5 separate regions of the Homo sapiens genome follow, and regions 1, 3, 4 and 5 are each linked to region 2. Evidence: chromatin contacts called from ENCODE Hi-C or POLR2A ChIA-PET data. All regions are on one chromosome and are shown on one strand. The core of a region is the stretch at or near the end of the contact, and the rest is flanking DNA. Distances in the headings are between cores, read along the strand shown.

Region 1 (2,700 bases), core at 42-2,541, 1.6 Mb before region 2:
AAAATGCTACATTATATACACACACAAATACATATGCAGTTGTTTTTCATGGGGCATCATAATTTGCAACTAGTCCACATTAAAAAAATGGTTTTTAGTCAATCTCAAGCAAATTAGGCCACCACGAACAGAAGCCTTAGAAGAACTGCACTGCTTGACGCCTACCTTTAAATGGCTAAGAGAAGCTACGAATGAATTAAATAAGTTGGCCAAATCCAAGTGCCTCACATAGGCTTTATAATAGCTGAGAGGTGACTTCCTGAGCGACAAATCTAAGTTTTTATGCTAGATATTTTGTTCAATTAGGGCAGGTGTCCCCAGAAAAAATGTTAAGAAAAATGTGCAGAGTATCAAAATGATGTTTTCTCACTTATTTTTTCTATGTCTCTAAGTATCCAATAAAAGGTAAACAACGGAATAATCATTTTCTATCTCACAACCCCAATACCTCCTAACAAAACCCTATTTTATTTACCAAAGGAGGCCCAGGGAGTATCAGATTAGCGCCAGTCTAAGGGAAGGCATTTTTCCAGACTCGGGAGGCTATAGATAGGGGCTTTCTTCACCAGCCAGAGCTGAGTTCCAGAAAGCACTGGCAGCCGGGGTGGCCAGCTCTAAGGTCCCAGATCTCTAAGTCAGTTCCCAAGGTCCTTTCAGGCGGGCGGGGACAGAGTCGGGTTTCGGGGGATGGGTTAACCTCCGGGCCTCACGCACTGGACCCCACCCTCAGGGCACAAATGGAAAGGATTGGCAGGAGTCGGGAGAGGGGTTCGCCCCAACACGGCTCCTCGGAGAAGACGGCGGGGCCGTGAAACAAAGCTGACTGGTGCTGCCGGAGAGGAACAAGCTCCCGCAGGAGCTCACTTTGAGGGGACAAGAAGGGGGCGCCGCAGGGTGCAGGGGCGGGCGGATAATGTCTGATCGCCTGGGCGAGACGCCGGGCAGCTGGCCGAAATGGGCAGCAGGGAACCCTAGACCAGTCGATCGACACCGTTTTACTTTTTGTGGGGAGGGGAAGCAGTATCAAAATTTCTTCGGGCGCCAGAACGAGCGGCAAAGCTTATGGGAGTAGGGCCGAGGCTAGGACCCGGCTTCCGCCAGTCCCGCTGGGCCCACAGCCGGCCCTCTGAGGGTCACAAAGGGGAAGGTGTCTGGGATCCACGCCCTGCAGCCCCGCAGCTTTGAGGGGCCGTCATCTAGGCGAAGGTGAAGGCCCTTACCGCTTGAAATCCCGCATGAGCCTCCTCCGGGCCGGGGTCGACATGCTCCGCAGCTGCCCCGCGGTCAGTCTGAAAAAAAAAAAGTCCCGCGCAGCCCCCCCACCCCCCGGCGCGGCGGCCGAATCACTGTGGATCGCCGCCGCCGCCGCCGCCGCCGCCGCCGCCGAGACTGACAAACAACCCTGCAATGACGTCTCCCTCCGCCGCCTCCGGATCCCTCCGCCCTCCGCCGCTACCACAGTGTGAGTGCTGGGGGAGGAGGGGGCGGGACGCGGGAGCGCGCCTTCCCCGAGCCCTTCAGCGGGGCGCGGTTCCCCCTGGGCTTCCTGAAGTAATAGACAAATTTGTGTTCTCTGTGTTCAGACTAGAGGTTGTGGATTCAAAGACCACGAAACAGAAACACTATCCCGTCTCCCTCCCCGTCACTAGTTTAGGCTCGGCGGGGTGGAGAAAGAGGGACGCATCCGGGCCAGAGATTTCAGGGAAAGGAGGTGGGATGATGTAAGATCACGTGACTGCCCGCGGCCTTGTCAACAATCCACCCCTGAGTGGGAGGGGGAGAAGTATCTAGAACCACGTGTCCCTATGACGCGTTTAGAACGGGTCACGTGAGCGCCTCGCCTGGATGTGAGTTTCAGCCAGGTCTGTGAAGCGGGTTTAAGAGGGTGAGGGCGGGATAAACCTTTATTAGTTGTTTTCTGTTTATCACAGGTATAGAGACAACATTACCCAAGAGGTCATGGCAGAATCAACAGCTTGTTTTGTTTTCTTTAAACCGGGACCAAAAATAATTCCCCTCTGGTTGGTTCAGTGGCTTATTAACTCTGGTACTTGGGGCAAGAAGAGTGAGAGGATCGCACGATCTTCTAAGGCAGCCTTGAATACTGAGGCCCACACAACAATCTCCTGAAATGGTTCCTTGAAGCTACCAGATAGTCTTTCTGCTTTGCAGTGGGGTTTCTAGTATTGGAAATTCTGGGCAAATATTAAAGGATGGTGTATTATGCAGTTTTTCCTTTCTGGGTCTGCTTTCAATTGAAGATATGTGTCAGAGTCCGGGGACTTGCCTATGGTGGGGGAGTACCATTGTATTTTTAAGGAATGTGGGGGTGCAGTCTTCCAAGCATATCAATGAGTGGTTGGTTGTCAAAGAAACCTACAAATATGATTCATATTCTGGGGGAGAGCTCCGGCAGACATGAGTGAGGGTTATATATCTAGCCTGAGATAACTTCAGGTTTTCTACACTAGCAAGAAAGGTGCAAATGGGCCAGAAGGGCCCCCCACCACCAGGGGGTTCAGAGGTGTTGACCTCCCAAAGACCTTGAATATTTTCTGTGGTCACCGTCCTTCCCTCTATTGCTTCCAATTCCTACCTTCAGGACTTTGTTATACTAAGGACTCTGAGTACTTTTGTATCCATTTGGGGAACTGTTCAGTTCAACAGGTAAAGGGAGGGTGGAATGAGGACCTTAACATT
Region 2 (2,700 bases), core at 52-2,551:
GGACCTGGGCTCTGCCATTGTTTATATGTATGACCTTGGAAAAGTTATTTAATGGTCCTGTGCCTCAATTACTTTATCTGTAAAATAATAATAAATAGTATCTATTTCAAAAGGTTATTGTGTGGATTAAATGAATTAAAAAACGAAAGCATGTAGAACAGTACACTGGCACTATGTAAAATGCTTTATCTTTATTTCTATCAGTTCCTACTGCAAGCTCACAGCCCTTGCATGCTAAGATGGAAGCACGACGGGAATGTTGGATGAAGCAAGGAGGCCAGGTGGGGCTGGTGCAGAAGAAGCAAGAGGGAGGATTGTAGGGCTTGTGGCTTTAGCTTTGTAAGATGGGAAATCAATGGAGGGTTTTGAGCAGAGAAAAGAGAAGATCTGATTCATGTTTTAGCACCAGCACTCTGGCTCCTGTCCAGCACACTGAAAAGGGACAAGGACACACAATCAAGGAAACCAGTTCTGAGCGATTGTAGTAATGCACGTGAGAGACGATGGTGGTGGTAGAAGTGGCCAAATTCTGGTTCCACTACAAAGATAGATACAACAGGCTGTATTTAAAGATAGAATATTGTGTATGAAAGAGACTGCAATTTTGACCTGAGCAGTTGTCGGAATTAAGCTCCCACATATTGAGATGAAGAAAGTCTGAGAGGGATGAGAGAGAGCCCTTTTAAATTTTTTGATGGGGGTGGAGTGGGTAGTGGGGCGATTGATGGGGGATCAAGATTTCAATTCTGGACATGATTAACTTGAAATGCCCATTACACATTCAAGTGGACTAGAAAGAGGATGGACGGATCACTGGTTCTTTGACCAACACGTATAAAAATCCCACTCTGTGCCAGGCTCTGTGTGGGCTCTGGAGATAGATGTGAGAATACTAACAATCTCCTTAAGAGAGCTCACTTTCTAATGGTAAGACAGGTCATGAGGAAGTTAGCAATCAAGCGAGGTCAGGTAGGTAAGGTCTTCAATTCTTCGGATGAGACAAAATGTACAATTGCTATTACTGATTTTAATATTCCGGGTATTGCAAGGGCCAGAAGACGGGCCTAAGAGCAGCTCCTCCTCCCAACCCCGGGCTGCCAGGTTACCTCCGCCTCAGTGCGTGCCACATTTCTAGCGCAGCAGAATGGCAGCATTGCGCACGCGCGGCCTCAGTCTGGCGTCCTAGGAGATGGACTCGGAAAGCCTCCGCGCAGGCGTAATTCAAGGGCCGAGAGAGCCTGAGACTGGGCTTGGGGCGGGGCGAGCTCGGAATGCGGCTGCGCACTGGGCGCTCTCGCCCGAGAAGCCGCAGTCTCGAGAGCGTCAACGAGGTGTTTCGGTAGTCTCTGGCCATCCTTTCTGCGCACCCGGTGTCGCTGGGCTGCACCCCGGGCGGGGACGTCCGCCGGGCACGGGAGGGGGCCAAGATGCCGGTGAGGAGAGTCGCTTCGCTTCTGGGGTTTCTTCTCATCCTAGCGGCCTGGCCCGGGGGCGCGGCCGTTGCCATGGAGGCGCGGAGCCGGCAGGCGGCCTGGGTGGGGCGGGGCAGGCTCGGTCGTGCGGTGGAGGTGGTTGGAGAGCCTGGCTGGTCAGCCCCGGGGCCGCGGGGGTCCGGCCGGCCTCGACAGGGACCTGGGGTCAGGCCCTGCCGCCCTCGTCGCTGCTGCATCCCGTGGGGCCTGCGCCGCTTATCAAAAAGGCGCTGTGCTGGAGGATGCGCTCTGGCTCGCAGCCCTTCCTGCTGAGCGGGGCGTCTGGGGGTGGCCACGGTGGGGCTCTTTGGATGCTGCACACCTGGTGAGGCCTTTGCGCCTCGGAGCAAGCGCAGGGAGGCAGCGGAGCGAAGGCTGCCTGCCCCTATTCCAGGCCCCATACTCCGAGTCTCCTAGCCTTGAGCTGTCATTGCTCTTGTGGCGCTTTAGCTTATGATGCAGAATGAAACCCGTAGGTGTCTTTGTGTGTGTGGCGGTGTTATGTTTATCTTCCAGGATTTCACAGATTGTTATCGTGAACTTAATAATGGGGCCTTCTAAGACCCCTTATTAGGGGTCATGGAGGAAAATTGAGCCATGGCCGCTTATTTAGTGGTTGTGAGGCCTCGGATAATTATTTAATCTGTCTGGGTCCTTAGTTCCCATGTAAACTTTACCTCATGGGGTTGTTATCCGCGTGAAATAATACACAGGAGACTAGAAGGACAGTGCTTGACATTTAAGATTAAATGCTCTATATTTGTTCTGTTCACTGCTTTCAAGTTTTAATTCAGTAAATATTGGGCACCAACCACATGCTAGGCCCTGAAGATACAACATTGAGCAACACCAGTCAGGTTCTTGAACTTGGAAAGAGAGAGGCTTGCCTTCTTGGGCAGAGGTGAAAATCATACATATTTACAGACGTAAGACACAAAACCTTAATAATGAAGTGGGTGGGTATCCTACAATAGAGAGAAGTAGATTCTGGTGAATTGGAATGTATTGCCATGTAAGAATGATGGTCTGCAGATGATAACAGGTCATTTTTTTTCCTCCCAAGAAGAGACTTTAGAAATTATTTTTGTGAAATTTCTCAATTTTAGCAACTAATTCAAAAGCTCTTTAAATACTATGAACCAAACAAAAGAAATTTGTGGGCTGAATTCAGCCTCTTGACTACCTGTTTGCAACCTCTGGTGTAGACAGAAAGACATTAATCAAATAA
Region 3 (2,700 bases), core at 32-2,531, 1.3 Mb before region 2:
CCAGGCTGGGAAGCCCAGAGTTCCCAGGCAACTCGTGCGCCTGGGAGGGTCATAGAATCCGTCCTACACTCCTCAGGATCTTGAAGGGGGCTCTTCCTTACATTCCCAGTCACCCCTCCCCCAGCCCCTACACAGGGCCTAGGTAACCTGTCTGCACCCCACTCCCACTCTGTATCAGCTGCCCTCTTCCTCAGCACCCTATCCCACTGGAGCACCTTTTCCAACTCCAGTCGCCACTTTTAATCTGCCGCCTTTTCCCAGCAGCCAGTCCTGATTGCCTCCTCCGTAGCCCCAGTTGCCCACTGCTTTAGATAGTGTCGCAGCTGGCTGTGAGGAGTGTCCTGATTCTGTAACCCGGCACCTCCTCCACAGGGCCCTAGACGCCTCAAGCCTTCCAGGACGTTTGTTGATCAAAGGCGAAGGATGTGTAGAATCTTCGTCCATCTACGAATTAATTCTCGAAACCTGCTTCGAGTGGGCCTCGCGCGTAACACAGGGGACACTCAGTGGTGAACGAGACCACTCGCTTAGGCCTAGCAGCGAGGTGACCGTTCACTCAACACACACTAACTGGGTCCCGCAGGACACGCCCCGGCTGGTCGCGGGGGTTACCCGGGGTGCCCTCAGTCGGCCGGCCGGCCATAACCGGCGTGATCTCCTCGCGCCGAGAGACCCAGCAGGGACCTCGCAAAACCCAATCCACGTTTTGTTTTATTTTGTCTTTTTGCCTCTCAAATGCATGGAAATTGGCTGCTAGTAGCTTTGCTACAGGAGAAAATCGCTAATCTGTAGTGCAAAATCGGCGCACAGGGGTTTTCTCTGAGATTGTCTAGACGCCGCGCGGGCGGGTCGGAGGCGCCAGACACATTGTATCCGGAGCGCGGAGCTCGGGAGCAACAGTCGCCGCCTCTACTCTGTATCTGCGCCGCCCCAGGCGCCCAGTGTCCGCGCTGGGCCTGGGACTGCCCTCGGGGGATGGGGCCCACGCGGGCTTTGATGGGGGGCCGGGGGCCACTTTGTCCACCCAGGCGAGGCTTGGGTCCAGCGCCGGCCACATCAACTCCCGGGGGATCTAGCAGCGCGGAGGCCAAGCAGGAGGCCCAGGAGCCCCGCGCGTCTTCCATTAGCGCAGGGACCTCCGGGCCACAGCTCAGAGAATCGGAAGGCCTCCTCCCCCTTCCCGAGCGCTGCCACTGGGGCCGAGGTTTCCAGCAAGAACCCGCGTGTCCCTGCGCACGCACACACGGTGCACACGTCAGTCCGGCGCCTCCCCGTGCCCCGACTCACGCAGGTCCTCCCGCGCGCCCGCAACACGCCCGCAGGCTCCTGTGTCTGCTGCCGGGGCAGCGGGGCCCGGAAGGGTAAGAACGCGGCTCGCTAGCGGGATGGGGACCCTGGCCCGGCCTGGACGCTGTCCCGGGCGGGGCCTGGGGGCGGAGCGCGCCGGGCCGGGCGCGCAGGAGGGGAGGCGGGTCCGCGCCGCCGCCGTCCGCGCCGCCCCGCCCTTGGCCCAGCCGCTCGCTCGGCTCCGCTCCCTGGCTCGGCTCCCTGCCTCCGCGTCGCAGCCCCCGCCGTAGCCGCCTCCGAGCCCGCCGCCACATCCTCTGAGGTAGGCGCAGCGGAAAAGGACCCCGGCTTCCTTGCGCCCTGGACGGCGGGGGCCAGGCCCCTGGGGAGCTGAGAGGGAGGCGCTGAGGGAGGAGCGGGCGAGGGGCCCCGGCAGCCCGGCCGCGGGGAGGGATCGCGAGCGGCCGGCGCGGGCCTGGCTGGTGAGCGGGCGGGCAGAGAAGGCCGCACAGGCGGGTGCCGAACAGGTCTGGGCTGGGGAGCGCGAGGCCGAGGGTCCAGAGACGCCTGCGGCTGGCGGCGAGAGGCGGCCCGGGCTTGCGGGCGGAAGTGCAAGGGCGGCCGCGTGGAGGCCCGGCGGGCCGCGCGTCTAGGTGACCTTCCCCGGCGGCGCCCTCTGGCCCTGGATCCCACCAGCGTGCATCCGGCGGGGACCCGTTCGCCGCCCACGCTCGCCGGACCAGGCCAGCGGGCGGGTGCCGGCCACGCTGCCGCCTCGGGGATGAGCTCACGTGACGACCGTGGCCCCGAGTCCCCAGGCCCACGCGCCCTGGCCGGCCCACGCCCGCAGAAGCTGGCGCCCGGCACCGCCCGCCTGTGCCAGAGCCTTCTAGAGCGGAACGCGCCGGCCGAGAGTCGACTTAGGCGGTAGAGGCCGGAGCTCGGGCCTGGGCTGAAGGTTTGGCCTCGGAAAAGGAGGCCCCACGGGGAAGGATGTGGCCTTCTTGGTCTTAGGAGTGATTACTGGTTCGGTCGTTCATTCATTCGCCAAATGCGGCGGTGCATTCTGGAAACTGTTTCGGAGCCTGACTTTGGATTAGAGGCCCGCAGTCTTAGTGGTTTGTACAAGGTCACACAGCTGGGAAGTCCCCATACCTTCGTTTTCTCATCTATAGGACGGGAGCAATTGTACCTCTCCTTCGATGAGTTTTGGGGAATAATAAAATGAATTAATTAGCATGAAACCTTTAGAACAGTGCCGGTGTGGAGAAGGGCTAAGTAGAAACCCTGACACCCTTGGGGCTTTTTGGGTGAATCCAGCCCATCCCCCGCAGACCATTTTGCTACACGTGGCGTTGTGGAAGGGGTTCAATAAATGTAGCTCCTGTTTTTAAACATTCTTTCACTATTATT
Region 4 (2,700 bases), core at 143-2,642, 1.9 Mb before region 2:
AGTTGCCTACTCACAGACATTTTTAAAAGTCTTTTAGAGCCATCTTTGTAAAGAAAACAGCGGTCTTCTCTAAAAACAATGTAAATTAGAGATTTTAGTCACTGTCTGTATTCTCCAACTTCACAGAACTCTTAGACTCTAATGGGCAACTTAAGTTCTTTAGCATTATTCTACTAGTCTTATTTCTGTAAACCAAAGATTTGTAAGTAAATTGGTAAGTAGGCAATCTGTCGGCAGAAAGTCTTTGTCTATTGTAACAACTGAAATAATCTTAGCAAATCACAATGTAGGACGATTTAAGGAATCCTAGAAGAGGTATAAAATTATAAGACATTCTCACATCAAATGACAAACTATAATGTACATGTAGACTCTTGTCAGAGATTCAGAGAGTTGTGTCCACCCACTTTCCAAATGCTGTCCAGACATCTAGAAGTCAACCAGGAGATCCTCCCTTCTATTTGGTTTTTCCACAGCTGAAACATTGAACAGCTGTTGTAGGTACAATTCTGGGAAGGTTCTGGGAGAGATGAGTAGGCCCTAAAGGGGTGTCCCAAAAGCATGCATTCATCTCCAGAAACTCAGACTGAGTACGACCCCCACCCCACTTCAGGGCCTGCGGAACCCAGAAGAATCAGACCCCACATCCTGCTCTCTAGGAGACTGGGGTGAGGTGGCAAGGAAGGCGAAGGCACACAAACACTATGATCCTTATATTCGAGTTTTGAGGCATTTTCTCACCCGTGTTTCACCCAGGGCGTTGCATACAGCAGGTGCTCATTTACTGTTTTGGTGACCGACTAAATAAATGTGAAAGACTGAGACGAGCCTGGGGCTACAGGTGCACAACTGCCGTGGTCCCCTGGCCCAGCCGCCCACCACCATCCGCGCCAGAACCCGGTAAGGAGGTCACTCTCTCTATCTATGTCGCCTCAAGCAGCAGTGGCACGCAAAGGTCAGTCAGCCCTGGCCAGGCTGCGCCCTCCCCCCGGACAGCACTCACCGTTGGTGTAGGGAGACCCCGAGGCCAAGGCGGCTCCGTTCTGGGCCTGGAGGCTGGCTGGGGCGCCGCCGGAGGCCGGTATTCCCGGCTGGGACATGATGACTGGGTTGGAAGGGGCTGGTCGGGGTCGACAACAGCGCACAAGAAGAGAGCTGAAAGACCACTGCTGAAAGCGGAGGGAGGAGGCTAACGACTTAAGACTGAAGACTGGGAGAAGAGGGGGGGGCGCATTAAGCCCGAGGCATGGCGCCGCACTCTCCCCAGGCCACCGGCGGCCACAGCCTAGCCTGGGAGCTGAGGCTTGAGAGTCGGGCCGGCGGGGCCGCGAACGCCCGGCTAGAAGGCGGCAGCCAAACCTAGAGAGAAGGAGGGAGGCCCTGGCCGGAAGTGCCTGTCAGCCGCCGGCCGCGCAGCCGCAATCAGGACACGTGGCACTTCCGGCTCCGGGCTCGCAGCAGCCGCCGCCGCGCCGGCGAACTCTTCTCTGCCAGCCGGGCTGCCCCGAGGCCACCTGACAGCTCCTGGTGCCCCGACCCCGACGACCGTGCCCGGCCTCGCCGCCACGTCACCGACTCTCACGGCCGGCCGGAAGTGCCGTGTGTCACCGCTACGGAAATTCCCGCCGTTGTGAACGTGACCTCGCTCGCAGAGCCAGGATCGTGGGGCAATCTGAGATTCAGTAGCCGCTTTCGTGGGGTGGGACTGACAGTTCCTCTCCTCGGGTTTTGTGAAGATTACCTGAGACCATAGAAGTCATCGTCCTCTGTTGAGACCGTACCACCACTGGGAGCTGGGGCGGTTAATGTTCATCGCAGTATTTCATTCACATTTCGTCTTCGTGTTTCAGATGTAAATTATAAGGGGTTTTAAAAAGAGGTGGTTAAATATGTGTACATGTTAATAGTGTGATCAAGCCAAGAAGGAGGCCTTTGTCTTTGACTGGAGGACTCAGAGGAATTTTAATTTTGAAACTCGCTGATTCACAGCATAGTCACGCTCAAGTTCATTAGCACATTTAAATGGCAGTTTTGTTTCCTCTTCTAAGAGTTTACAGTAAGGTAAAGAACTCAAACTTCCTTTCAGAGCAAGTAGACTTTTTTTTTTTTTGCAAGTTGACTTTTTTGACTTTTGAAGCCAAAGGGAGGTCGAAACTGCGGTGATTGGACAACATAGTTAATTAATGATTGAGTAATCATCTTAGCTGCCTTCATTCTATTTAGGTTTTTCCTGCTCTGTGCTGACGATAAAGCCCTCCTTTACAGATTTGTACTGTGGATTAAAATGTCATGCCACGCGGTTTCGAAACCTCAGTGTGAAGTACATCTTACCTAATTCATTTAATACCAAATGCCTGCTATGAAGTGTTATATTACATACAAAAAAAAGCCAGATCTAAACCACTGTGTCGGGCTGGGCAAGGTGGCTCACTCCTGTAATCCAAGCACTTTGGGAGGCTGAGACAGAAGGATTACTTGAGGCCAGGAGTTTGAGACCAGTCTGGACAACAGGGAGAGTCCCCTTATCTCTATTTAAAAAATATATATATATATATATTTTTGAGACAGAGTCTTGGTCTGTTGCCCAGGCTGGAGTGCAGTGGTGCCATCTCCGCTCACTGCAACCTCCGCCTCCTGGGTTCAAGCAATTCTCCTGCCTCAGTCTCCCGAGTAGCTGGGATTACAGGCTCCTGCCACCAT
Region 5 (2,700 bases), core at 160-2,659, 1.1 Mb after region 2:
TCCTTGAAGAATGGAAGGGTTAACTTTTGTTTGTGATCCTGGGCAGATCTTTGAGAGGTTATATTTGTACAAAAAATGAGGAAAACGGATCGTCTGCAACATCCTGTGATTTTTTCCACAATTACTTTATTTCTACAATGGCTATGCCACACTTCGCTGGTAAAGTTTTTGATCTATACCTGAAAAAGAGAAATGCTAATAGTATGTTGTAAACTCCCAGTTTGGGCAAGCCCCAGGACCAACAGAAAACAGTCCTTAAGTCATTGCCGGTCCCAGAAACGGTGTTGTAGCCTGAACTCTCATTGTTTTCAAATATAATTTTAACTCTTATTACGTCATTAAAATTACTGTGAAGCAGTCATTAATTGGAAAGCATGTCATAATCATAAATCACCTTGTTATTTAGTGAACTATGCTAACTGCTGTGAGAAATACCAAGGTGTACCTAGATGTAGTTACAGCCATCAAGGAGCTTAAAATTCAGTGGAAAGGTGGTGTCGCCAAAGTTAGTTACCTATGAACTTATGAGAAAGGGTAAGGAGTATCCTAGAACGATGGATTCTGGAATTGTCAGTGAGCTTATTGTTGAAACGGCCTCAGCAGCTCTCTGGCTGCTCCTAAGGGTGGTCTGTTTTTCTTACCAAGGGAGCAGTGAAACAAAACTGGCTTTATTCGGTCTGTTGGGAAGCAGACTAGAATGTAAAAAGTATTGCAAAAGTTGCCACTCGAGTCCCAACCCTAAACGCAGTTGCCTGAGGGAGGGCTGCCCCGGGCATTTAGTTACAAGAACGCAGTCTAAATCTAGTTTTTTGACTCAAAGGTAATCGTGAGCTGGCCGCGGCACCGGCTGCCTATCCTGGCCGTGAATGTTTGCTTTCTCTGCCCTGGTCTCAGGACGTCCGTTTCGAATAGATCAAGCACTTCTCTGTCGGCAGCTTTCACAAGAGATCTCGTTTTATTTAAAGAGATATGAGGTGTGCGTGGAATTCCTTCTTTGCCGAATGGCGGCTTCTACTTCCGCATATTCAAAGTCGGCAGTAGAAGTTGCAGAGGAGAGCGCAAAGCCGGACTTGGCCACACCCTGGGCTTCCGGATTTGGGCACAACAGTTCTCTCCAGTCAGAACGCCTCCCCACGGTTCTGCCCCAAAATGCTATTTTTGCTCAGGTCCTCAGCGCGTTTCCGGTGTCTCCAACGGATGGAGAAGACGGAACCACAACGCCAAGGCAGACCCCGTGACTGATTTAGGTGAGGTCTCGCGAGGTGTCTTTAAATCTCACGACGACAGCAGGAAACGACTTACTCGCACCGCCCCAATTTTAACGTCACAGTGGAGTTACTCCCTTGGGCGTTTCTTAGCGTGCGCGTGCGTGCTGCGCATGCGCACTTACTCTCCCCCGCCCCCGCGCAGACTTGTCTCCGGCCAGTCGCGCGTGGGTAGAGGCCTTAGGCGGGCGTTGCGAAGGGTTGTTTGCTAGAGTTCGGACCTTGTTACGGCGCGAAGTTCCCTCCTTGGGGCGGGGGAAAGGTACCGCACCCGCTACCTAGTGTGAATGAACTGTGGCGTGGGCTGCTAAGGGCAGGCTGCGGAGTACCCGGGCCGTGGCCATGAACTCACCCGTGGACCCTGGCGCTAGGCAGGCGTTGAGGAAGAAGCCACCCGAGCGGACTCCCGAGGTGAGGCTGGTTGACCTTTATGTGCGTCTCACAGTCCAGTAGACAGCATCCTCCTGTCTGTCCGAAATCCGCGGCGACTGCCCTCTTGCCAGAGTCTCGCACCTGCTACTGGGAATCTGTTCGCTTGAGTCTCTTCCCTGACCCAGGCCCTTGTCGCCAGCAGGGTGCCGACCGCCCTTCCTGCCTGTGATGCGGTCTTAACCCGCGTACCCGTCCTTGCCGGGGGCTTCTGAGTGTCGTTAAGAAAGCACCATTACTAAGTCGTATTTTCTGAGTTGGGTAATATGAGTTTCGCAGTTAGATGCCCATTCGTTTAAGTAGACTATGAAAAACGAGATGGAAATTGTAAGGGAAGTATCTCAGCCATGTAATTTAGAAATAGTTTTTCTTTAAAGGTCTCTGAAATATTGTACAGTTGCCTAAAAAAAAGATAAAGTTTTCAAAGTTAGTTTAAAAGTTTACATCCAGTCAAATGGTGAATTCTGTAGTAGATGATGCATGTTTAAAGAACACCACTGTAGGTACTTTTTCAGACTGTCACTGGGAAATTTTACAGTATTTTGTACTTGGATCCAAAATTTGCTGTGTCGAGTTAACAGTTATGGCATCAGCTTAAAAGATTTTTCATTCGACCTTCATGAAGGCTAGTTTTCAGGCATATAACTAAAACCTGTTAGCTTTGCTTATCCCGGTAGAATGCTAAGGTTTTGGGGAAGGTTTTCCTTGATTTGGAGGTTTCTATAACAAGTGGGACATATTTTCTAAACAAAACACTAAACAGTGTGAGTGGATTATTGGATTGTTTTGTTTAAAGTTGCAGTAAATGAAATGAAATGCTTTGGTTAATTCTTCACTTTGGAGTTTTTCAGATATGTAGTGTTTTGCATACTGAGTCTCAGTAACGTTGGGCTGACCTTTTGGGTCGTGACAATTATTCAGGTCACAACGGAAGCCATGATAGGTCAAATTATGTTATTGAAGATCCTGATGTTTGCATAGGAACAACACAAATTCTACCACTTTC

The links. A loop is a pair of places that touch in the nucleus more often than their neighbours do. ChIA-PET counts read pairs that join two places held with the same protein, here RNA polymerase II (POLR2A). Pooled maps may share reads with other maps.
Region 1: a loop to region 2 is called in a pooled map, with 6 times the contacts of the local background. The contact joins the promoter of UBE2B here to the promoter of KIF3A in region 2. A Hi-C loop is called at or near these places in 5 of 50 pooled maps. POLR2A ChIA-PET finds 5 or more read pairs at or near these places in 2 of 52 experiments (H1 and naive thymus-derived CD8-positive, alpha-beta T cell).
Region 3: a loop to region 2 is called in a pooled map, with 4 times the contacts of the local background. The contact joins the promoter of VDAC1 here to the promoter of KIF3A in region 2. A Hi-C loop is called at or near these places in 1 of 168 maps with a recorded cell type or tissue (naive thymus-derived CD4-positive, alpha-beta T cell) and 6 of 50 pooled maps. POLR2A ChIA-PET finds 5 or more read pairs at or near these places in 1 of 52 experiments (activated CD4-positive, alpha-beta T cell).
Region 4: a pooled map shows a loop between it and region 2 (4-fold over the local background). The contact joins the promoter of SEC24A here to the promoter of KIF3A in region 2. A Hi-C loop is called at or near these places in 4 of 50 pooled maps.
Region 5: a loop to region 2 is called in a map of CD8-positive, alpha-beta T cell, with 9 times the contacts of the local background. The contact joins the promoter of RAPGEF6 here to the promoter of KIF3A in region 2. A Hi-C loop is called at or near these places in 2 of 168 maps with a recorded cell type or tissue (CD8-positive, alpha-beta T cell and naive thymus-derived CD4-positive, alpha-beta T cell), 1 of 37 single-sample maps with no recorded cell type and 11 of 50 pooled maps. POLR2A ChIA-PET finds 5 or more read pairs at or near these places in 1 of 52 experiments (activated CD4-positive, alpha-beta T cell).

What each region holds. Positions count from the first base shown.
Region 1 is chr5:134,370,160-134,372,859 of GRCh38, reverse strand. UBE2B (ubiquitin conjugating enzyme E2 B) reads right to left here and starts at 1,291. Exons shown (of 6, transcript NM_003337.4): 1 at 1,221-1,291. The coding sequence starts at 1,264. It also overlaps a transcript of CDKL3 not described here. RefSeq lists enhancers at 959-1,058, 1,999-2,068, 1,577-2,172 and a silencer at 1,479-1,528.
Region 2 is chr5:132,736,147-132,738,846 of GRCh38, reverse strand. It overlaps KIF3A (kinesin family member 3A), which reads left to right and starts at 1,301. Exons shown (of 19, transcript NM_001300791.2): 1 at 1,301-1,433. The coding sequence starts at 1,428. RefSeq lists a silencer at 1,437-1,746 and an enhancer at 1,897-1,996.
Region 3 is chr5:134,003,556-134,006,255 of GRCh38, reverse strand. It overlaps VDAC1 (voltage dependent anion channel 1), which reads left to right and starts at 1,281. Exons shown (of 9, transcript NM_003374.3): 1 at 1,281-1,361. RefSeq lists enhancers at 438-507, 548-607, 678-797, 2,448-2,497, 2,508-2,557 and silencers at 968-1,017, 1,058-1,117, 1,178-2,217.
Region 4 is chr5:134,647,477-134,650,176 of GRCh38, reverse strand. SEC24A (SEC24 homolog A, COPII component) reads right to left here and starts at 1,392. Exons shown (of 23, transcript NM_021982.3): 1 at 1,004-1,392. The coding sequence starts at 1,100. RefSeq lists enhancers at 1,207-1,744, 1,492-1,781, 1,792-1,851.
Region 5 is chr5:131,633,938-131,636,637 of GRCh38, reverse strand. It overlaps RAPGEF6 (Rap guanine nucleotide exchange factor 6), which reads left to right and starts at 1,409. Exons shown (of 28, transcript NM_016340.6): 1 at 1,409-1,676. The coding sequence starts at 1,608. RefSeq lists enhancers at 840-1,039, 1,050-1,299, 308-1,507, 1,600-1,689, 1,637-2,219.